3 separate regions of the Mus musculus genome follow, and all the other regions are linked to region 3. The links are chromatin loops, found by intact Hi-C in ENCODE. Cell type or tissue: gastrocnemius. All regions are shown on one strand. Links, peaks and the distances in the headings refer to the core of each region. The heading gives the core; the rest is flanking DNA.

The links. Peaks named below come from ENCODE experiments on the same cell type or tissue, not always from the same donor. Only the 100,000 strongest peaks of a DNase experiment are listed, where the experiment ranks them.
Region 1: a loop joins it to region 3, with 19 times the contacts of the local background. A loop is called at or near these places in 2 of 42 quality-filtered maps.
Region 2: it touches region 3 in a loop (15-fold over the local background); 2 of 42 quality-filtered maps call a loop at or near these places.

What each region holds. Positions count from the first base shown.
Region 1 is chr4:47,587,639-47,595,995 of GRCm38, reverse strand. It overlaps Gm42284 (a long non-coding RNA gene), which reads left to right. Exons shown (of 3, transcript XR_881261.2): 3 at 589-870. Among named protein-coding and RNA genes, the nearest start is that of Gm32487, 11 kb to the left of the region's middle. In gastrocnemius, for the core only: no CTCF peak of the experiment used is centred there; DNase peaks (open chromatin) are centred at 3,246 and 3,511; H3K4me3 peaks cover 761 bases; H3K27ac peaks cover 5,277 bases.
Region 2 is chr4:47,666,090-47,674,446 of GRCm38, reverse strand. No RefSeq gene overlaps it. Among named protein-coding and RNA genes, the nearest start is that of Gm32544, 31 kb to the right of the region's middle. In gastrocnemius, for the core only: no CTCF peak of the experiment used is centred there; no DNase peak of the experiment used is centred there; H3K4me3 peaks cover 1,297 bases; H3K27ac peaks cover 2,914 bases.
Region 3 is chr4:47,494,691-47,503,047 of GRCm38, reverse strand. It overlaps Gm42283 (a long non-coding RNA gene), which reads left to right and starts at 8,193. Exons shown (of 4, transcript XR_881260.1): 1 at 8,193-8,357. In gastrocnemius, for the core only: no CTCF peak of the experiment used is centred there; a DNase peak (open chromatin) is centred at 3,761; H3K4me3 peaks cover 303 bases; H3K27ac peaks cover 4,534 bases.

The DNA of each region.
Region 1 (8,357 bases), core at 303-8,302, 93 kb before region 3:
GCCACCCCCCTCCACCCCACACACACTGGGTATATCTGACCACTCATCACCCGACAGAGGACACACAGTCAGCTGAGCGGTGGGCACCTTCCAAGTGGAAGCCCCCAAAACTGCTGACTGCCGGGCTGCTGCCTTCAGCACAGACAAACGGTGCCAGGTCACGCTCTGCAGAAAACCTCGGAGTCAACCCTGGCTGTCCCAATGGCTTGTTTAAGGCTAATTTGTCTATGGTTTAAAATGTATAACACAACAGTCTTTGACCTCAATGACTCGTTGTGATCTAATTTGCTGGATCCCCAAAGTCATTCCGGAATAAGACCCTTCTTCTCACCCCCTTCATCTCCCAAAGCCTGTTAATTACCCTAGGCGATGAAATGTCTGGCAAGTAATAAAATCCCATTTGGTATTAGGTCTACCTGCGCCATGTCAGAGCAGACCCCAGAAATTTCTATCAAAGTTCCCAGCCCATCACAGGGTCCCAGGATATTGCCTTTCTATAGCTCTTGATCCTACCAACATAGCCCAGAAACCCTCTCCTACTGCTGCAGTTACATCCCGAGCCAGTAATATTGCTCTTTTTTCCTTCAGGGTCCAGCCACATCGAAAAGATCACAGCTGCAGAGAGCACCCCACCTCTGGCTATAGAGTGAAATGAAAACGAGGAGTGAAGCAAGAATAGATGGAAGGCAAGAATGATGGTGAACACCTCCAATCCCAGCACTTAGGAAGGATAAGCAGGCAGATCTCTGAGTTCAAGGCCAGCCAGGTCTCCATAGTAAGTTCCAGGCCAGCAAGGACTCAATAGTGAAAACATGCCTTTTTTTTTTTTTTTAATGCAGACAAGAGAAAGTAATTAAAAGGGCCAGAAAGAGATGATAATGGCTATGGTGATGATTACACCGTTGAGAAAAGGAGGGGTAACCCCTGACTATATGTTATAAATGTAGTCAGGGGTAGGAGGGATCTATCGTTCCCCTTGTCACCATGACCAACGGCCTGACAGGAAGCACTGAAAGGGAGGAAGAACTTATTTGGGTTCATGGCTTTAGGGGATATGGTCCATGATGGTAGGGAAGGCAGGGACGGGGAGGAGACAGTAACTTGACCATATGTACAGGAAGCAGAGCGGGGTTGAGGTCAGAGGTAGAACAAGGTTATAACTCTTAAGGCCCACCCTCCAGTGAATCTCTTCTTCCAGCTAGGCCCTACATGCTAAAGGTTCCCCAACCCCCCCCCCCAAATAAGGAGCTACCAGGCAGGGACCCAGTACTCAAACACATCATTCCACCTTCGAACCTTGTGACCTTAAATGACGGCCTCATATACTCGTATCGGTGCCAAGACTCTGGTCCCATAACATAACAACTCTTTTTTGGGATGCAGTACAAGAGTTCCCATCTCACATAACCTGAAGCGTTTGCACTCTGCGAAGTGTTTTCTGGAAACATCACAGTCCTCCTGCTCTGTGCTGATCATCACCTCTGGCTCCTAAGCGTGCTTCTCACGTGCTTCCTTGGCAGGCCGGCAGGAGGTTAAGGACTGCTTGATCCAGGGTGGAGGCTCAGCATGGAGCTAGGAACCACTAGAGCAGTGAGATGACCACAGTGTCAAGTGGCTACTCTGTGTGATGGGGATTCTAAAAATACACCCCCTGTCCTGCCACTCCTGGGGCACCAGTCCTGCCTGCCCATGTGCCAGGCAGACAGCAGCCTGCTCCCTCCTAACTCTCCCCGATGCCCCTACAGTCCAGGTCATCCTCTATTCTCAGCACTGGCTGTTGTATTAGCCACCTGCCTTCTCTTTCTTCTCCATGTGGCCGATCAGGCGGTTACTGGAAAACACAGTGACCTGTTAAGAGGCCACCACATAAGACAATAAGCAAAGCCCATTCTATTCAAGCAGCTATTCATTCACTCAGTTTAACATACATTAAGACAGCAGGGCAGAGTGCCTTTACTGGGTCAGGGCTGTAGTAAATGCCACACGTTAGGCAACAGAGAAGTTTTGCTCTAGGACTCCATACAACACTCAAGCACAGCCCAGTGCAGACTGGAATGATAGAGGTCAGGAGACTGGTGACATCTTACGAGATGAGGAGGCAAAGGACATGCAGAGTCCATAGGTCGGGAAATACTTTCATTGCCCATCACAGAAGTGATTCTCATGTGAAATGCACTGCATTGGACAATATTACGAGTTGTATTCTTTGATCCATGCCTCTTAAATGGCAGTCCTATTGTAGTTTTAGATGAAATATATTTTGCTTATGCTCTATAGAGCTATATACACACCCATGACTCAATAACAGGTGAGAAATGCTATGCTAACATTTTATCAGGGCTTATATATTTCTGATGTGTGGGATAGTGGTAAAGATTAAACTGACTGCTTTATCCTTTTTCGGGTTTCCCAATTATTCTACACTGAATACATCCTGCTTACATAACGAGATTAGATATGCTAAATGTTATTTTTAAACATTTTAAAAAGTGCGAGCCCTTGAGATGAAACAGTGGGCAAGCACGAGGCAGGTGGCTGTCTTCCCGGGGCAAAGCCCGCTCACAAGCTTTTGTCCTCTTCCACAGCAAGGACACTAGCTCAGGAGTACTGTCCCTGTCTGTGGGATTTCGGAGAGGCTAAATAAAGCTCTTGGCTCTGTGGGGGCTGAGGTAAGTGGAGCCTCTGGGGGAGCCCTCAGGGCTTTCCTGTCCTTGCTGAGGGGCATGCCAAGCCCCTCCTCACAGCCTGAGAATACACCTGACTCAGGCTCCAGCCATGCTAACCTGGGACTGCTCAGGATCCCCCGAGCTTGCCAACCTGGACCTAGGGTCAAAAGAGGTGGGGTCATTTCAGAATCCTCTCCCACAGCCCATCAGCAAGAAGGAATAGCTGGCATGTGAACTTGAAGATATAAAGAAGTCAAAGGGAACCTGGCGTTGGGAATTTAAAACTAAAAAAGAAAATGAAACCCTGAAAGCCCTACGGATGGGAGAAAATGGAACAAGGAGAGAGACTCTGGCCCTTGTTTTTCTCTCTTGGAACAGGGCTACTGTGGGATAAGCAAGTGAAGACGCTTATATTTATTGTACATTGATGTTGGGAGAGGTAGACAGTGGTCCCTAGCTCCCTACTCGGCTACTAGTGGACCCTGCCTTAGACATCCCAGTCTAATCATAACAGACTCAGGCGCAGATTTGTCTGCGTGCCCAAAGCCTGATTTCTGCGCTGGCAAAGCCAGCAATGTCCTGTGAGCATCAACTTGTGATTCAAAGTGTGTTTTATACGTCCAGCACGGATCCTAAAAAATCACTTCACCCTGCTCTCCCACCCGCCTCTCCAGACCCCCAACACAAAACTCCCACAGAGAAAGTCAAGTCGTGTGACAGCTTTTCACATCGAGCCAAGGCAGGAATCAGTAGCCAGTTCTGCCCTGTGACACACACACATACATAGCCTCCAGCAGTCACATGGGTTCCAGCTGCCACCACTTGCCCTCTGTCCCTGACCTGGTACTCTTTCCCTGGCAGACCTCCTGAGCTGACTTGTCCCTCCAAGCAATGGCTTGGCAAACAGTTGGACTGAAGGCCTGAGTGCCAACCTGCTTGGACGGCTCTGTTGAAGCTGATCTCAAGGTGGGAGCCCTTCCAGTAGTCTCTGGACACCATGTAGTGTGCCCCAGAGGGAATTAGGTCCTTTACTGGCCTGAAGTAGAAATAGACAGAGCTGTTTGCTATGGGTTCACTACAGACAACCACAGCCAGAAGCCTCAGGAGCAGAGATCTTGAGCCCTAGGGCTGAGTGAGGCTAGGTAGGCAGTCAAGGGCATGTCCAGTGTAGCTCAAGGGGAGGCTGGAAGTCAGACACTGGGGCCTTGGAGAACAGGAAAAAGGCAAATACAAAAGACGCCATCTTTTGCATTTGTGTATAAGGACACTCCTCAAACACAATTCAACAACAACAATAACAACAAATCCAATTACCACACAATGGCTCTCACCTAGGAATTGTTTATTATGCGGGGACATTTGTTGATGTATAGGAACATCTTGGGTGATCAGAGCTGTGAAAATACCACTGACTCTAGTGGAGAGGACAGGGATGCAGTTGTAAAGTGTCCAGGATTGGCTGGCCCCAATATGGATGGTAGTGTAGTCAAGTCTGGTCTGTGAGAAAGCATTCCTGAAGAGTGCCTGAACTAGGCCCCAGATAATCAACCCAGATGACCAAACCACGGCTATCATTTCCAAAAGTGGGACCCTTCAGAGCCTGCCCAGCATCTCAAATTGAAGGCCAAGGCCTCAGCAGGCACCAGGCTTCTCTTCCACAAGTTGGGCCTGATTTCCCCTCAGCTTCACCTTTCCCTGGGTTTTGTCCAGACCCAAACCACCCACATGCTTTATGCACTCCATGACTCTTTGCTAGGAAGAAAGGATTCTGCTTCCTGCCTAAAATTCTCTCCTCTCATTTATGTCAGACAAATACCCTTCCTGTTGGGTCCAGCTGTGACATTTCCTCTTCCCTTGTAGCTGTCCTACATCCTCCACAAAGCAGCTCTGCTCTAGCCTCATCGAGGGTATGTCCTGGGTTTGTGTCTGTCTCTGCTGCCAATCTGGGCTTCCCCAGCATACAAGCTTCTCTTCCCAGTGCAGAGGAGACTTTAAACAGTGGGAGCCATTGGGTGATCACTGGTCTTTCTGTGGCCATGTGGTGAAGGGACACTCCTGGCCTTCAATGACAGAAGATCCTTGGGGAACTGAAGACAATGTAGAGGAGGAATGTGAAGTCAGCTGTATCACCAAAGAAGGCAAGATGGCTGGGGAGACTGAACAGTGGAGCAAGCACTTACCCTGAAAGTGTGAGGACCAGAGGGCAGCTCCCCAGAACCCTTGGGGAAAACGAGAGAAGGAGAGAGAGAGGCTGGCATCCCCAGGGCAATCTGGCTAACGAGACTAGCTAGAACCAGCAAACTCCAGGTTCAGCAAGGAGTCCTGTCTCAGTCAGTAACAGTGGCAACATTTAGGACCAAAATGACAAAGAACAGGCACTGTGCACCATTTCCTTGACACTTATCCATTAAAAGATTTTTACATTATAATTTTACAACTTCAGTTCTGACTGTTTAGGAGGCTTTATCACTTTCCTGATAAAGAAATAGGCTGCGTATCATCTCTTAAGACACAATCAGAAAAAAAAAGAGTTAAATCTCAACTAAATAAATGATAATAAAGGAGACATACATAAGGCACATGTACTCATTACACATGAATACACACACATATGCAAAGAAGGAAGGAAATGGAGATAGGAAAGAGTACTGAGTGACCAAGGGAGACTCAGAGAGTCATTCAATGTGCAAAACCAAAGGTGAGGAGGTCCCCAGCTCCAGAAGAGGCTCTGTAGGCTTCTGACACACCTCAGGCTGGCCATGAAGCATCGAAGAGGAGGATTTCTGCCAAGTGCTTAGCAGTGATTGGCATGAAGATGGAAAGGTCCGACCATTTGCACATGTAAGAACTCATGTTTTTCTCAAGTCACCTCGTCCAGAAAATGAAATGATAAGATGCCTTTCTACAGTACAGAGATACCTTTGCTCAAGGGGAAGAAGAGATTGTCTCCAGATTCCTAAGTCCTGTCCCTTCCTGCCTTCCCCTTTTGGCTGGACCATTCTGTGTCAGTGTAAAGAACACACGGCCTCAGAAGGCATTTTCCCTGATGCTGCTTATGAATAAATAAAAGCTGATAGAACCTTCCCACCGAGCTCGAGGATTTGCTTTCCACCCCGATCCACGATGATTTGTGACAGTCAGCCAGGACAATATCAAATGGCTTGTTTTTATATCGTTGGCTTTACTTCGACGAACACTCCTAGAAGTCAGGAAATAATGAGCCATTTTCCAATACATCCTGCATCCTTGTTTTGAGGGACATGGGTTGGGATGTAATTGACTAATAGTGAAGCACACGTATTGAAAGTGTATAGCTGGGTTAGAATTGGCTTGTTTACATTCACTGTAATCCCCCAAATTAAAGTGATGTTTTCTCCTGTATTTCCCTTATCTCCTCCTTTCTTCATGATCTTCACAGGCCACAGTCATCTACCTGTTTCCATTGCTATCGGCTAATTTTCTATTCCTTGACATTTACATAAATGTACTCACGAGGTATTCACCATCTTATTTGTCTTGTGCTACACAATATAACTACCCTGAAGTTCAAGTGTCTTATTGCATGTCTCAAGGTTCCATTTCTTTGTATAATCTAGTAGCTTTCCAGTGAACCTTTACATGACAAGTTGTTTATCCATTCTCTTGCTAGTAGATATTTTCAGTTTGGGATAGTTACCAATAAAGCTTCCATGGCCATTTAGAAAATAGTCTCTGTGTGTACACAGGTCCTTATCTTTGTAGAATAAATGTCTGTGTCATGTGATCAGTGTATATGTAACCTTTTAAAAGATTGTCACATTGTTTTCCAAAGTAAGGATACCATTGTACAGTTTCACCAGCAGACAATGAGAGTTCTACTTGCCCCACATCCTCACCAATACTAGGTACGATTAGTCTTTCTAAAGTTTGCTGTTTTCGTGGGTAGTGGCACAACACTCCAACTTAATTTCCATTGAGGATGCTGAACCTCTTTTCATGTGCGTACTTGCCATCCATGCATCCTTACTGGTGAAATGTCTACTCGAAGACAGACATCTAGAATTTCTCTTTTCTTCTAGATGTCAGACACAGTTAAGATAATAATTGTGAACCTGGTCTTTGGAACCCATCAGATCTGGTTTTATTTCCTGGCTTGAGTACCTGTGCAATTTAGGAAGTGTCTTACCTCCCTATACTTTACTCTCTTCTGTATAAAATAAAGAGACTACAGCTAATAAACGTGAAAATCAAATAATGTCTGTGAAAGACTCAACTTAAGGCCCTATATATAACTATTAATAAATAGTATTCAAATTAGCATAACATTTTCCACTGATCTAATCTGAATTATCACCAAAAAAGACCTTTAGTATATCTCAGAAAACAACCCCCATGTGGTACATAATAAGTGGGATTTAGTACAAGTTGTATTAGAGCCAAAGGAGCCCTTGGAGATACTGAATACAAACCATGCTTGGCTCAGGCCCTCCAGAAAGCAAAGCCCAAGGCAAGAACTCCAATTCAGGGATGTCATTGGGATGGTAAAAACACAGTGATTTGGGCAAGGGAAAACACGGAGAAACGAGACAGTTAGCATGCAAAGTACCACTACCCCTAAAAGATGCCAAAGAGACATGGTTGGTCTCATGGGCAGCTTAACGCAGGGAGACTGAAGTCTTGTCATAGGCCAGTGTCTTGGCTCCTTTTTCTGCTCCAGATAACAAAGCACTCAGACAAAAGCAACATAAGAAAGCAAGAGTTTGTTTCAGGTGACAATTGCAGTGCGAAGTCTCATCATGGAGAGGATGGTGAGGCAGCAGGAGCTTGAAGCAGCTGATTGTTTTAACTGCAGTCAGGAGGGAGCATGGATGAGTCCACACCAGTACTCAGCTTCTCTCTCTTTCCAAGGCCCAGCTCAGGAAATGTCACTAGCCGTATTCAGAGTAGGTCTTTCTAACTCAGTTAACCCAGTTGAGAAAACCCCTCACAAGCAGTCTTGGAGCCCCAGTACTCTGGTGATTCTCAATTGTGTCAAGTTAACAATAACATTATGTTAACAATAACACAATGGCCATAAGCATATTCCTGAGTCAAGGTTTTGAGGGTGTGGGGTTTGGGGGGAGTACATCCCAGACAGCACGAATATGTGAAGGTGGGATGGGGATAAGGAAGGAAAAGACAGAATGCTAATCCACAGTGTGGAGAGGAGCAGGTTTCTCTGATGGATGCCAGGGTCTCGGTCCTACTAAAGATCTTTGGGAGACAATAGAGTTTCCTCACTATCCCCCAAGGAAAGAAAAGGGGACCCAATTGCTAGCAGGAAAGAACCTTGGTTTGTCTTGAAATGGCCAGTGCCACATCTTCCCCATAATGAGGGTGGTGATGTCAGTCAGCAAACTTTTCTTTAAAAGGTCAGAGCATGGCTGCTCCAGGTCTTCAGCCTAATTGGTTTCTATTGCAACTGACCAACCCTGAGGCTGCAATTCGACAGAAGCAATGCCCAGACAAATAGGTATGGCTGTGCCATACCACATCTTATTTTCAAAACCAGGCAGGCTGACTGCAGGTCGTAGTCTTCAGATCCATGGGATACTGGTACAATACATCCCATTTAGCAGATGGAGAAACTGAGACCAAATAGAGAAAGAGAGCTAGTTGTGTAAGCAGGCTGAAACACATCTGATATTCTGACCAGTATTCCACTGTACTCAG
Region 2 (8,357 bases), core at 187-8,186, 170 kb before region 3:
ATGGTTAACCTGCACTTTATGGCTAATGTCCAACTATAAGTAGGTACATACCATCCGTGTCTCTCTGGGTCTGTGTTACCTCACTCAGGATGATATTCTCAAGTTCCATTCACTTGCCTGCAAGATCCATGGTGTCTTTGTTTTTAATAGCTGAATAGTATCCCATTGTGTTAATGTACCACATTTTCCTTATCCATTCTTCAGCTGAGGGACAACTAGGCTGTTTCTAGTTTCTGACTACTCCAAATAAAGCTGCTATAACTGTTGTTGAGCAAGTGTCCCTGTGGTAGAGTGGGAATCTTTTGGGTATATTCCCAAGACTGGTATAGCTGGGTCTTGAGGTAGAACTATTCCCAGTTTTCTAAGCAACCAAGTTGATTTCCAGAGTGGTTGTATCAGCTTGCACTCCTACCAGCAATGGAGGAGTGTTCCTCTTGCTCCACATCCTCACCAGCATGTGCTGTCACTTGACAGGTGTAAGGTGGAATCTAAGGGTCATTTTGATTTGTATTTCCCTAATGACTAAGGACACTGAACATTTTTTTAAGTACTGTTTAGCCATTCAAGATTCCTCTACTGAGAATTCTGTTTAGCTCTGTACCTTATTTTTTAATTGTGTTATTTGGGTTGTTGGTGTCTAACTTTTGAGTTCTTTATAGATTTTGGTTATCAGCCCTCTGTTAGATGTAAGGTTAGTGAAGATCCTTTCCCAATCTATAGGTTGCCATTTTATCCTATTGACAGTGCCCATTGACTTACAGAAGCTTTTCAGTTTCATGAGGTCCCATTTATCAATTGTTGATGTTAGAACTTGTGCCATTCACGAAGTTGTGTACCAGTGAGTTCAAGGTTATTCCCTACTTTCTGGTCTATTTAGTGTATCTGGCTTTACATTGAGGTCTTTGATCCACTTGGACTTGAGTTTTGTGCAAGGTGATAGATATGGATCTGAATATTGAATTCTTCTATATGCAAGCATCCACTTAGACCAGCACCATTTGTTGAAGATGCTTTCTTTTTTTCCATTGTATGGTTTTGTGTTCTTTGTCAAAAATTAAATGTCCATAGGTGTGTGAGTTTATTTCAGGGTCTTTGATTCAATTCCATCAATCAACCTGTCTGATCCTATACCAATACCATGCAGTTTTGTATTACTATTGCTGTGTAGTACAGCTTGAGATCAGGCATGGTGATACTTCTAGAAGTTCCTTTATTGTACAGGATTGTTTTCACAATCCTGGGTTTTTGTTTTTCCATATGAAATTGAGAATCAATCTCTCTCTCTCTCTCTCTCTCTCTCTCTCTCTCTCTCTCTCTCTCTCTCCCTCCCTCTACCCACCCATTCATTCCTCCCTCCCTCCCTCCCTCTCAAGGTCTTTAAGAAATTGTGGTAGAATTTTGATAGGAATTGAATTGAATCTGTAAATTGCTTTTGGTAAGATGGCCATTTTCACTATGTTAATCCTACCTATCCATTATCATGAGAGAGCTTTCCATCTTCTGAGGTCTTCTTCATTTTCTTTTTTCAGAGACTTGAATTTTTTGCCATACAGATCTTTTACTTGCTTGGTTAGAGTTACACCAGGGTATTTTATAATTATTTGTGGCAGTTGTGAAAGGTATTGTTTCCTTGATTTCATGCTCAGCCTGTTTATTATTGGTATAAAGGAGGGCTACTAATTGAAGGTCTTTAGTAGCTGAAGCTCTCTGGTAGAATTTTGGGGGTCACTTATGTATACTAGCCTATCATCTACAAATATCAATACTTTGATTTCTTCCTTTCAATTTGTATCCCTTTGATCTCCTTTAGTTGTTTTATTGCTCTGATTAGACCCTCAGGTACTATGTTTAATAGATACAGAGAAAGTGGGCAGCCTTGTCTTGTCCCTGTTTTTAGTAGGATTGCTTTAAGTTTCTCTCCATTTAATTTTGTGTTGGCTCTTGGCTTTCTGTACATAGCTTTTACTGTGTTTAGGTATGACCCTTGTATCCCTGACCTCTCCAAGACTTTTATCATGAAAGGGTGTTGAATTTTGTCAAATGCTTTTTCAGCATCTAATGAGATATCATGTTTTTTTCCAGTTTGTTTATATGGTGGATTAGATTGGTGGATTTTCATGGATTGAAACACCCTTGTATCCCTGAGATGATGCCTACTTGATCTTGAAGGATGATGGTTTTTACTTATTCTTGGATTCGGTTTGCAAGTATTTTATTGAGTATTTTTGTATCAATGTTCATATGGGAAGTAGGTGAGATATTCTCTTTCTTTGTTGATTCTTCATGTGGTTTAAGTATTAGGGTGGCTGTGACCTTATAGAATGAGTTTGGCAATGTTCCTTCTGTTTTTATTTTGTGGAATAGTTTGAGGAGTATTGGTATCAGTTTTGAAGAACCAATTCTGGTAGAAATCTGTGATAAAACCATCTGGCCCTGGGATTGGGGGGGGGTTGGGAGACTTTTAATAGCTGATTTTATTTTGTTAGTGGTTATAGATCTGTTTAGTTTGTTTACCTGATCTTTATTTAGCTTTGGTAAGTGGGATCTATCAAGAAAACCATCCATTACATTTAGATTGTCCAATTTTGTGGACTACAGTCTTTTGAAGTAAGACTTAATGGTTCTATAAAAATATTCTTAATAAAAATAAGAAAAAAGAAAATATTTAACTTAGTTTTTAGGTATTTTGTTACCCAAAAGGAACTGGGGTCTGGTGGGAATCAAAGTTAACTTAGGAAGTGAGAGCCTGTGCCCATGTTTCCTTGGCAGAACTGAAAGTGACTAAGAGATCCTGTCAGTGTGATTCAACTCAAGTATTTTGTAAAGCCCTAGGAATGGTAATGGTGGGAGGAGCGCTCCCAGAAATAGAAGTCTCATCAATCATGGTGCAACTTATGAAGGACACAGTCAGTGAGCAAACCTGCTCTCCTAATATCTGTTTCTGCTGAGGTCAAGACGTGCCGGCAGATAAGAACAGAATTTTCTCAGGATGAGCTCAGGGTATGGCAACCTCCGACAGATGAGAAACTGACTCCTATGAAGGAGATAAGGCAGGGTAGTGTTTACGACAAAAACAAAACAAGAAGCTTGGGACTCACATGTAATGTCTTCTCTGCTACAATTGGTCCAGAGAGACACTTGAATGTCAAAGTAATCCTCCCATTCAGGTGGCCTTGGGACTTTGTACCAAAAGTCAAGGTAGGACTGTTGAGCATACAGTGTATGCTCAAGTACTCTATAGATCCCTGTTCTCTGCCAAGGCTATGGCTGGGATCCCAACAGAGGGCTCTGGAACAATGACAGAGCAAGGCATCCCCTGAGTACCAGAGGGCCACTCTGTTCTACTAGATGGGAGTACAGGGTACTTTGAATGAGAAATACCCACCTTTGGGCTTCCATACTTACACATTTGGTCTCCTGTTGGCAGTTTTATTTGAGGAGGTTATGGAACCTTTAGAAGATGCAGCCTTGCTGAAGGAGGTTCATCAGTGCAGATGAGCTTTGAGAGTTTATAGCCTTGCCTCATTTCCAGTTCACTCCCTCTGTGGTGAAGCTGCGATCTCTCAGCTTCTTGTTCTAGCCAATCATCTGCTGCCATAGCTCCCTCACCCTCGTGGACCCTTCCTCTGGAACTGTAAAGCAAACTAAGTTGCTTTTGGTAATGGAGTTATATCACAGCAACCAAGAAGTAACTAATACAGAGAAGCCGCTATTCGGAATGTAAGGACAGTTATGCAGACAGCTGATCTGAGCTGGGGCAGCTGACATGACATCAGCTCTGGCAGGGGAGGTGCTGACAGCAGTGGTTGGGGCATGGAATTGTGTTGACAGAAGTTGAATCAGCAGACACCAGAGCAGCAGGCAGGAGCTTGCACAAATTGTTCCAGATACATTTCTCTCCTTGTGAACTTGCAACATGCACAATGTCTAGCTAGTACCAGAGTTGGGGTGGGGAGTGAAGTACTTTGTTATCCACCACCCAGAGAAGCAACTAGAGGTTGGATCTATTGCTTGCTATGCGCAAACAGCCTTTCTGACACCAGGCATCATACTGATGAACACTAAGTAGCTGCAGGCTTTCTGGTGTGAATAACCACTTGTGTGGCCCCCAACACATTTCTTCAAATGTAAGACACGGTTGATTATAATATACACAGTTATCTCACCTATAGTTGAAAAAGAAAATGCTAACTGTGTTATCCTAATGGTTAAAAGATTCCCCCTGATATAAAAGCATGAAAAAATGTGCTTGTTTGAACTGGTAAGTTATAGCATCATGTTCTGGGTTCAGCATTTAATACAGGGCTGTACACAATAAAATTCAAGCCTAATTTCAGGATGTATATGGTCCACTGGAAAGACAGATGCTAGAAATGAAATCTCTGAGGTAATGCAGGGTCTTCAGGCAGCACCGAATTCTTCTCTGAGGAGGGGATTTTAAAGCTGAGCTGACAGCAGAGCAAAAGCTAGCTAGGTGAGTGTGAAGGCAGAACTTTGTAGGTGAAGGGATGGATGTATGGAAAGGTTCTAAGATGAGGATGTCCTGTCATGATCAAGGGTGGGAGTGACCAGAGTCGGGCAAGGTAGGATCAGGAAGGACAGCAGCCTGGGTTAAGGAATTCGACTTATCCGAGTACATTCTCGCAGGAGAGAAAGCAGATTCATCATGTGCTTTATGAATTACTTTATGCCCAGTGCTGACATGAGAGGAACCTCAGAACAGCTGCAGGAGGAGCTGCCAGAAGATATTTGAGACAATTCAAAGGCGAGAGGATAATGGGGTGTCATGGGGTGCTGGCAGGAGGGCTGGAAAGAAATAAGGACCAGGTGACAGACTACAGTGGTGCTCAGGACAGCCACAGGCCCCATGCTCCAGGGTTTATCCTGGCAGAAGGGAATCAAGCAGTACAAATGAAAAGGAAATTTTTGTTCTGAGATGGTCTCACTAGGTTAGCTCTGGCTGGCCCGGGACACACTGTATAGGCCAGGTTGACCTTGAACTCACAGAGTTCTTCCTTCTTCTCCCTCTAGAGTGTTGGGAAGAAAGACTATACCACCACAGTAAGACTAACCACATTTATTAAGGTTTTGTTTTTATTACATTTATTTTTACATGAGTGGTGAGTGTGTGTGTGTGTGTGTGCACTGGCATATGTGCACATGCATGAGTACCATATATGTCTGCAGAAGCCAGAAGAGAGCAAGAGCTCTGAAGCAAGAGCCACAGCCACAGGTAACTGTGAGTTGCCCTCCATTGGTACTGAGAAGAAGGTATCATTATGACCTCTCAAATATAAACTGAACAGCTGTCAAAGCTTTTATTCAACTCATTAACTAATGAAAGAGCCAGGAAGGTGTTAAAGTCACCCCAAAGAGCCTTTGAGAGGCTAATCTTTGAAGGAAATGTTGGGATAAGTGGGCTTGTCTAGATATAAAGCCCATCCAATAGGGCTATAGCTTAACCAACCAGGGGGATTATTCCATCAGGGAAAAAGTAATCTACAGGTTGGTCTGTCTGCAATACAGAATAATAACCCAGTTAAAAAAATTTAAGCCCCAATCCAGACTGTAACAATGCTGATTCATCTCATCTATGTAATTGTAAGCTTTGAATCAGTTTCTAAGAATCTCCAGTTATTTTTGTTTTATTCCCCCGAAAACTCAACTTCATGTTAACATCTCTTTTGGAATCTTTTGCAATGAAGATGTCTTTACAACACTCGAGTCCTTAAAATATTTCAATGGTTGCAGTGGGCATTCCAGTGACTTCAAGTGAAATAACTGGAGCAAAGGGCTGTAAATGAGATGGGATGAACAAGCCTGGGAGAAGTGTGATAAGCAACTCAAGTGACCCAGGAGTACTGGGGCATTCTGGGCTGCAGAGCTGGCCACACAGTAGGTTACTGTTTGTACCAAAGCTCCATTTGAACCTGCCACCAAAAGTCACTTGGCGCGTTTCCTCCTCCATGTCAACGGATAATAGAAGTAATCGTTCCCAGATGTTAATGTTGGTTTGAGACTTTGCTCACGGTCTATGGGAAGTTGAGTGTTGTCTCCTCCCCTACGGTGTCTGTGGCTTCTGGATGGTGTGCGATCCAGCTCTGATTTCTTCCTCTATTGAGATGTATTCTCACACACATCTCGCCTCCACCTCCTTTCACTTACTACCCAGTGCAGACTTTTCTAAAGTAGGGTGAGTGAGGGACATGTTCAAACCCCAACAATGCATGATGGGATGTCCAAACAGGACTCTTCTGTGTCTGTTTTGTTTGCAACCACAATGGCTGGCTGAGAACAAAAGCAAGAGTCTCAAATATCTCCACATCCCAAAGCGAAGTGCTGAATAGACTGTGCAGAGAAATGGTGAAAATCCAGTTTGCTAATTATTTGCCCATCACCCACACTGGAGGCATCAGGGGTGAAGTTAAAGAGGCTGGTATGGGATCACTTTGGAGGGAGTTGGTTGTGTGGGGGGCACTTATCTCTCCCACACCACATGGGAGATGTCTTCTCATACCCACTGAGACAAGGAACCTGAAGGGAACCATTCAGAATAATGATGCCTAAAGTTGTTAGGCATTAAAAACCATGCCAGATCTATGCCTCAAAGAGTAAATCTATCCTGGAAAGCTGGCTCAGTCAGCAGAATGATTGCCATACACAATCGTGATGACCTGTCTCCAGAGTCTTAGCACCCATGTAAAAATCCAGGTGCAATGCACCAGAGTCCTAGCACTGGAGAGGTAGAGACAGGAGGCTCTGTGGGGTTAGCTGGACAGCTAGGTTAGCCTAGTCAGTGAGCTCAGGTTCAGGTGAAGATCTGCTCTTAAAAAAAATGAGGTAGAGAGTGGTTGCAGAACACTCTGAAGTCAATTTCTACTCTCGACACATGTAGGTATGCACACTACCCCACACTTGTGCACATATACACAAATCTACCTAACATGGAGATAAGATAAGCAAACAAGATTATATCTGTAGCAAGATCCTGATGAAAGGATCTGTGATTACAATTTGCAGGGACCAAATTGCATGTTCATTAACAAAAATGCCCAAGGTGGGTTTCAGTATCTCAAGGACCAGATAGAGCCACGTAGAAGAAAGACATTTAAAATCAGTTTGGATTAATGCAGTGCAAACATCCTGTAAGGGTAACAGGAAAGCCCTCTAGATTCTCAAAGGCTGAGGGAAAAACTCACTCACATCAACTGCCATTCAGGTAACAGAGCCTGCAGATAAGGATGTGTCTGGGTCACTCATGAGAGCATCCCTCTGGGGCAGAACCAGTTTTAGGACTCTGTCCTGCTTCTATGAGGTAGCCTGACCACTTCTGTATCAATTCTCGCTCTACTTTATCCTACCTCGTTCCCAGCTCCTTGGGACCCAGATACAACCCAGTAAGGTAGCAGTGAAGAATACAAAAGAAGGTAACAGGCAACAGATGCCAAGTTTAAGGCAGGCCAGATCTGGGAACGGTGGGATTCATTCTGAATACTGCCAGTGTTGCCAAGTCCACACCACTGGTCATTTTAGTTCCTGAAAGGAGATTGTCATCATGATTGGGGACATTAGAAATTTTTACGATTAGCCTTATGAGAAAAGTTAAGAGACTTTCTTAGACTTCTCTCTGGAGACAGACAAGGAATAAGCCCTCACACCAGCAAATACCATTACATGCTTGGGAGGAGGGGATGGCAGGGAGTGGTTTCAGAAACCAATTCCTGTCTGTCCTCTAAGAGCTAAGACTGTTGATGCTGGCACCCTCTCTACCTACTGTTTTGGTTCAGTGATGACTTTAGTGTGTACATTGATAATGGGCACAACAGAGCGGACATAGAAATTGACTAGAACGATTCAATGGAGCATCCCAGCCGAAGTCCAACAAGTGGACTTCTCATCATCCACCTCTGACATAGATGCTTCTTTATTCCCTGTGTGTGGCCATCTGAGCTATAGTTTCCATTTACACCTTCACATATTAGGACACTGGGGAGCATCTCTCCCTGCCCACTGAGGTAGGACAGACAAAGAAAGCAACAAAGAATTAAAAGTCAAGCTCCTCTTTCTGTGGGTACCACTGCTCATTGTGATGACTGGAGAGAGGAAGCAAATGGCTTCTGGAGAGAAGAATCCCTTTAACCTTACCCAAAGGGGTCAGTTACCCCCACACATGCAGCACCACCCAAAGAGCAGGTCTGCTCTCAAATCATAGGTGAAGAAGGTGGGTGATGGACTGAAGTCGATTCTGGAACTCGTGTTCTCAATAAGCCCATACTGTTTGGTTGTGCCCAGGCACCCAAGATGCTCGGAGAGATCGAAACAGGTAGGTAGAGTACCAAAAGCTTTTGTTCTTCACT
Region 3 (8,357 bases), core at 285-8,284:
AATGAGAAGAAAAAGCCTGAAGCTACTGTTCAAAACACATAAGGTGGGTAGAACAGGGAAACACTTCTCCAGGGTTTCTGGCTAAGGATCTTCCAACGCCATGAAATGGGTGCGGTCTGCCCACAGACCACAGGACCTGGATTTTGTAGAAGACAGGTTGGCTTTTTTGCTATGTGCCACAGCGCCACCTATCAGAAGTAGTGTGAAATTGCATCATAACCACCAGGGCAGTTCTGGAGTCCTTCTGGACAGAAGACCACACCAGGCCCACACCTACCAAATGCTGACATCGCTGTGGTAAAGAAACCAGTGTCTGCCCTTGGGAAGTTCACAGTCCATCAGAAGACTGTGGAAGGCTGTACAACAGAGATCTGTGAAAGGGGGGGGGGGGGGAGGGAGGGAGTTGAAGTTGCCCTTCCCAGAGGGTTCCACAGGGGGAGCTACTCCACCCATCTCTTAAAGATGGGTAAAGATCCTAGGCCAGACTGGCTGACAGTGGCAGAGGATGAATATATGTCTCAGAGATCGGGAGGTAGGGAAAATTCTAGTACATTAAGGGGGTGGAATGCTGGACTCTGAGTCTTGCTTAGCTTTGTGTTTAAGGAGGGGACTTGTGAAGATTCAAATCCCAAATTGGGAGTGTCCACACTAGAGTCCATGTCTCCCGATTCTCAGTGAACCAGGGAAGCGCAAGGCCAGCCCACTCCCGAGGCTGTGCCCTCAGAAGACCTAATGTCAGTCCAGACCATCTCCACACGTTTCTAGAAGACCCTTGCGAAGCACCTGACCTTTCTGCATGTCAGATTATCTATCTATAAACAGGAGTAATAATAATGATAAATGCTCAGCCCAACGCCGAGTCGATACTTAATACCCAATAATCAGATTTTAAAGATGATACTTTTTAAATATTGACATTTTAATATTATAATATTATTGGCATGTGTCTCAAACTACCGTTACAGTAGCCCCATTGTCTGAAGAATTTTGGTTTTTTTTTTGTTGTTGTTGTTGTTTTTCTTTCTCAGTTACCTGTACAGAGGTCACATGGAAAATTCAAGAAATGACTCATACACTTTCAGTTGTGTGGCTTTCTGAGGAGGAGAATGAAATCTCATGCCAGTGCACTTGTCCCATTGGAGGTGGGGATGGTTGCTGTGTGCTGGGCGCCCATACTGTGTATGCTACTGTGAAAGGCTTCCTGGTGAGCCGCCTCCTCCTACCTTGCATTGGGCAGGAAGTCATCTAGTCCTCTGCACCGCCCTGTGCTTTAGGCTTCTAATTGGGCTCTGCTTTTGAGGGAAACACAATTTGCTAGGTCATCTGGGACGACAGCTGTCTGTGTTTATAAATCCCAAGGTCATGATCAGCACTCAAAGAAGTCAGGATCCAAATCACACAGCCTTGTTTTTCAGCGTAATTCATTAGATTTTACCTGGAAACTTGAGAGAGCAGCTGGGATGCTCGCACCAGCCTGAACGCAGGGGATGGGGCCAGAGGAACCAAAGGCAGTGCTATGCCGGCTTCGTTTTCATTCCTAGAAGATCCAAAGTGCTACCACAGACCTCCCAGAACTACAGGGCACACCAGTCCCTAACAAAGCACATCAAAGGATCACTAGGGCCAGGGAGATGATTCAGCCAATGAAGACACCCAGCACAAGACTGCTGACCTGAGTCTGTCCACACAGCACACAGAAAGGAGCAGAGAAGGACTGCACAAGGTTGTCCGTTTCATCTGACTTCCATATGTGCATCATGTCGCGTGCATACACACCTGCACGCGTACACAGCACACAGACATATACATGTACTCATAATAGATAAAGTTTAAAGAAAAAACATCACTTTGAAAGGCACGGGTGGGACCTGCTTGTAGGAAGCACTCAAACTAGAGGGACAACCCCAAAGGTGACCCCATGAAGCCAGCAGGGGGAGAACACAGTAGGATCATTTAAGAACCATAGACAAAACCCTGTAATCCAAGGCTGAAACGATCTCACATCACAGCACCGGTGCGTGGAGTCATGTGGCCCAAGAGAACTGCAGGAAGAAGGGATGTTCCAACAGGGCTTTGTGAAAAACATAAAATCCAGGCCCAAAACAGAGGGCAGAAGCACTCAGGAGAAATAGCTAAGTATGAAGTCTACCTCCATTATCAGATTATGTTAAGCGTCTAGGAGGAGGACTGCTCTCAACCTGATTGATTGAGTTTTATTTGGTTTGGACTTTTGGCTTTAGGGTGTTTGTTTTATTTTGAGACAAGGTCTCACTGTAGAACCTAAGCTGTCCTGAGACTCTTTTTGTTTGAGTTTCATTCTTTCTTTCTGCTTATGTTTTTTGGTGTACTTTTAAGCCAGAGCCTCATGTAGCCCGGGATAGCCCTCTAACCTTGAGGGGGGCATCCTCTACTTTCCAAGTGCTGGGCTTACAGATGTGGGCCACCACGCCCGGAAGGAATGGAGGGATGGAGGAATGGATGAATGGGTGCAGGAAAGGGAAGTTAAATGTAGCCACCTCCATTTCTACATGTATCTCCACTCCCACGCTTCAGCCCAGACTTACTGTCAGAGTCTCCTGCTTTAGTTATTTGGGCGCCTCTTTAAAATAATCCCCCAAATTGATTTCATGGATCCCTAGTAGACTGTAAGCTAGAGTTTGAAAAATGTCAACATAGTATGATTCTTACTACCCCCTTCCTGAGAAGAAAAGAAATGTAGAGATCTGAAAATGTGGACTGTGTTGGGGTAGAGGGGGCCTCATTGTGGCCAGACAAGCAGTGCATGGGAGTGGATAGAAGAGCAGAGTAAGTTAGGAGGGGTCTGCGGCTTTGCCTAAACATGAATGAAGCCCTGGGTTCAGTCCCCAGCACCACATGAACTGGATGTAATGGCTCACACCTGTGACCCCAGCACCCAGCAAGGGGTGGTAACAGGAGGGTCAGGAGTGAGAGATCATTCTCTAGTATGCATTTGAGGCCAGCCTCGGACAGAGGAGATCCTGTCTCAAAAGTGGGGAACACCCACAGATACCTATAACAGCTTTGTTCAGACAGCCTGGAATCAGTAAGAACCCACTGTCCATCAGTGGACGCATGGAGCAGTCTGTGAGGTGCACTACTGTCATAAGCTGGGGGGGGGGGTAAAACACCAACCAACACATGCTACAACATGAACCTTAGAAACACGCTCAGTAAAAAGTAGATGCGAACACCACAAGAACCTACCTATGAAAGACCCAAAATCTATCTACCTAGAAATAGTTGGTAGCCCGAGGCTGGGGGTGAGGCAGGAAGAACTTGGACTTGGTGGCCAGAGTACAGACTCTCTCAGAGTGTGTTTATGGCTGGCACACCCGATGAAAGACAGAAAACCATTGTGTTGTCCAATTTAAACCATGTCTTAGTGATTCATGGTATGTGAACTACATCTCAATAAAGCCATAGCAATAAAAAGAACAGTGGCTCTCTGAGAAGAGCAGGGACAACACAGAGACCGGCTCATCTGACTGTCCTTGTGGCCCAGAAGGAGGCATTCAAGGCCAGGCGTGGGGTAGATTTATGAGAGCGGTGGCTGCCTGTGCATATGCCAGTCCTGGGCAGGGCAGCATTATTCCAGGAAGGCTCTGGCACAGGAAGGTGGCCCCTGACGGCCATGTCAGTGGCGCCAGGGTGGAGGTTCTCACCCAAGCACTGGAATCAGAGTGCACCAGCTTCTGGCCAAGCCGTCCACGTGCCTGGGATGCTATGCGGACCCCAGGTAGCCAGCAAGCTCACAATCAGCAGGTGGTGGTGGCAGGCAAAAAGTCCAGCCTCTTGGCAGGCAGCCCCCGCATAATGGATACTCATGCTCACATGAAGCTTCTGGAATCTCTGCGGACAATCCCGAGGTCTGTGGGAAATAAATCATGTCTGGACTGTGAAGGTAATCCCAGCTAGTCCCAGTGCCAGGACACGATCCTGCCTGACTTTCACTCGGGGACAAGCACTGCCTGGAAGTTCCTCACTGCCCAGCACCCTCCCTTGTCCACAGACCTCTCCATGGACGAGTGTGAGGGACCCCACTGTTAGTCTTTAGAGATGGGTTGGGGTGGGGTGTCCTTACAGGTTCCCGCACTGGAGGTTGGCTTGTGCTCTCCTTGCCTGTCTCTAAGTCGTTTTTCTTCTTGGCTCTTCTGAATAAACCCATTTGTGAGACATTGGAGGGGGGAACAGAGTCTAATTCCCAAAGGGAAATCAAGAACCCTGCCCAAACACTTCACACGTCTGAGGAGGGAAACTGAGGCTTGAAACGAGAGGAAGAATTTCTCAGGATGGGCGGAGCTGACAAAGCAAACAGTTCTTTGGTCAGTCCAAACGTCTTTCCAGAGACCCCCATCTCTGCAAGTCAAGAACAAAGGTATACTTTTCTTCTAGAATCTTGGAAAGAAGATGCCAGCTCAGGCAAGAACATGGGGAGAAGGGGGGGGATCATGGAGCCTAGGAGAAAGTCCCATGATCCACGCTTCCTCCAAATAATTATATTTCCCTAGAAACTGAAGCAATGACACCCAACTTTTAAAGTAGTGAAGTCATAGGGAGTGTTCTATAAGCACTTTCTTCACCTTGAGCTCAGACAGGGAAACAAGACCCCAGCAGATAGAAGGTCGATGAAGGTCACACAGTCAAGATGAGGGTCAGACTGTCAGCAATCCCTGTCTCAGGGCTCATGGCCAGCCAGGAACTGACTTGTCTCAGCTTTCCCTGCAGAGTCAGCTGCCCCTTCAGCCCTCTCTGTGCCAGGCTGGGGCTGCATTCTTCCCAAGGCAGCGCTGGTAATGGGACAGCCTTCTGAGGCCACTGCAGCTGCCTCATTTCTGTGCTGGGCCCCTGGAGCAGCTGGCCCCAGGCTGTCAGGCAAGCCCAGCTCTGAGTCAGCCCTGGCTGGCCCGTGAGGATCACCTGCCCTCCAGGAAGCTTGGGTTTTACTGCCCCCTTACCAGTTACCACAGGAGGACATGCTGAACTTGCTGTGGCTTGAGGACACGGTCAGGCTGCCCTGGGCAGACGGATGGGAAGAGAACCTGAGAAGCATCCTGGCAGTGTCCCTCTCCTGAGGGTGACTTCAGGACACGGTGAGGAGACAGGGGTCCCAGCATCCTGCTCACATGTGAGGTAGGACAGACTGTCCTGACCTCTGAACCACCAGCTTCCGAGCAGCCAGTGAGGCTCTGAGAACCCAGACCAGTTAAGAACGTGCAGGCTCTGAGGGACAGACTCCTCTCTCCCCCCATAGCAAGAATCAAGGGTACAGGAAGGTAACTCCCTGTCTTAGTCAGGGTTTCTATTCCTGCACAAACATCATGACCAAGAAGCAAGTTGGGGAGGAAAGGGTTTATTCGGCGTACACTTCCATACTGCTGTTCATCACCAAAGGAAGTCAGGACTGGAACGCAAGCAGGTCAGGAAGCAGGAGCTGATGCAGAAGCCATGGTGGGATATTCTTACTGGCTTGCTTCCCCTGGCTTGCTCAGCCTGCTCTCTTATAGAACCAAGACTACCAGCCCAGAGATGGTCCCACCCACAAGGGGCCTTTCCCCCTTGATTACTAATTGAGAAAATGCCTTAGAGTTGGATCTCATGGAGGCATTTCCTCAACTGAAGCTCCTTTCTCTGTGATAACCCCAGCTGTGTCAAGTTGACACAAAACTAGCCAGTGCACTCCCTGACTGTGGCAAGATCTCTTGGCTGTTGTGGACCAGAGTACCCAAATTACAGTCCAAGATCCTCATGGCACAGGGCAGAAAGTAAGTGCCCAGAGAGTGGGAGGGGCTGAGGCCACACAGCGCCCTAGAACCAGCACAGATCTGAGTCTTGTTGTCAAGTTATTTCTCTTCCTCAAATTCTTTCAGAGCAGGGAGGGACAGCCTTGCCCAGCCCCTAGAAGGGTCATGGATGGCTCTGCCATCACTCAGACAGGCACCTTCATGGGGTGAGTAGTAAGGACAAACACCTTTCCTTAGTACTCTAAGCAACCCAGCAAACTAAGTAAATCACCATCAAGACCGCACATGGAAATAAACACAGGCGTCTCCACAGGCCCTCCCTGGCCATGTCATGTTCTCATTTCCCTTTAAGTCATCAAGACCAACCTATGGACATTAGAGTCAGCTGTCTCCAGAGAACCCAGGTTGGGAAAGAAGGGGACTGCCACCAATGTCACACTGAGCAGGTGGCTCACCACCTACCAACTCTGATAAACCATGGCCTGTGCCTCAGACTCACAGGAAGGTCCTCGAGGCACAGAGGAGAGGTTCGGCCTCACCCACAAAAGAGGTCATAACCTCTGCCAGGACAGCCACCAAAAAGATAGAGCTTATGAGGACAATGGATACAGAGAAGAGGGCCCCTTCCAGTACCCAATGCCCCCACCACCACCACCAGCTTTAGTTCAAGGACCAGCTCTGCCTCTCCTCATCTTGTCATCAAGAAAGACGTCGAGCCCAAGGGTCTCAGTATCTCCACCTGTGCAGTGGAGCTTTAAACGCCTGACCACCCCTCCACAGGATGTGCTAAGAATCAGAGGAGGGGGACACTCAAGGAAGACAAACTCCTAAACAGGAAGAAGAATGTGGTTTCCAGCTGCTGAGGCAGGGTGGGGGCTGGGGAGATGAGGGAATGGGGAGGAGAGAGATGAGAAAGCACAACGGGCATATCCGTGTCACACAACAGCCTTCAGGGACTGGGTGTCACTAGGGACCACTGTCACAGGCCAGGCCACGGAAGAGCACACAGAGGCAAATAGGGAGATGTGCAAGGAGCCATATAGTCCTAGGCCAACTAGAACTGGGAGGCTGCCCTCCAGACAGCCCCAGTACACAGCCTGGGTCTACCTCTGCAGTCACCACACAGTGCTGCAGAGAGGACGCAAGCCACTTGTCCCATGGAGCCACCACTGAAGAGAGGAGGGCTGCTAAGAGAGGATGAAAGTGGGAGCCCCCCAGCACACCAGTTGCCATGCGTCCACACATCACATAGCCAGTGGCCTGACTAGTCTTGGCCTTTGTGTTGCCTTGTCTGGGGCAGGCACGCCCCTGGTTTCCATCAATTGCAGGCAGCAATCCCTGCTGTTTCTGTGTGTACCTGGCATAGATTGTATCTGAGTCACATACACAGGGGAACCCCAGCTCTGTGACTTACAAAAAGGTGACAACTGTGGGTTCCTGTCCCTGTATGGAGATTACCTTGCCCCTGTATGACATGAAGGCATTAGACCTTGAAGTCCCTAGGATGGTCCTCAAACCAAGAAGGGCCAAAAAATAGAAACATCTTGTACTATTTAGTCATCAGAAAGGCAGCATACCATACACACACACACACACACACACATACACATACATGCAGACACACTCACACTTGCACACACTCATTAATACACAGTCATAATCATATACACATACTCGTACATGTACACACATTTTCACGCACATGTCCAGTGAGTGCTCTCTGTCTCTTTCTCTCAAACACACACACACTCACACATGCACACACTCATAAACACATAGCCATATTCACATATACACACTCATACATGAACACACATTCCTATGCACATGCCCAATGGTCTCCGCCCCCCCCTCTCTCTTTCTCTCTCTCTCATACACACACACACCTGGTGCTCCTTCTCTCTCCTCCACCCTTCTTCTCTTCTCCTCCCCCTTTCTCAGAAGACACACTCCTTCAACTTGAGCAGACAACCTTAAGTAACGAGATGGTACTCATCACAATACCAAACACTCGCCCCTGTGTTGTTACAGTTGCGACATGCTTCCTAACAGCTGGCCTGCAGTTCTCACCACAGTCAGAGGGTTAGTAACAGAACAGGGGGAATGAATGAAAGACAGCTACAACCTCTGCCTCCTAAGGACAGTCACAAAAGGTGAAGACACCGGATGAGAGACAGTGTGACTCACTTCTGGCCAATACCTGGAATGAGGACAGGTGGGAACTATTGAGAACTTTGAGAAATACTTCCTAAAAAGAGGCCTGAGTCAGTTGGCAGACCCCTTACTGGTCTTCTGTCTCCTGATGCTTGAGATATGAAGACAATGGCTGCTGCTTTGGCAGCCATTTTGCTCTTATGAGGTAATGTTGAGGCCTGTGCTGATGATGACATGAACAGGAAGGAATGCAAGAGATGATTAGGATGTCAGGGAGACTGGAACAGTGCCACATCAGATCTCTGTTGCTACCATTTGAACGTGTCTCCTCCAAGTCTCAGATGCTGCCAACGTATTAGCATAAGAGGTGACAATATCATGAGGGCCTCTCCCCTTTAGCATCAGCTACTTTACTGTTGCTATAACAAAATACCTGACAGA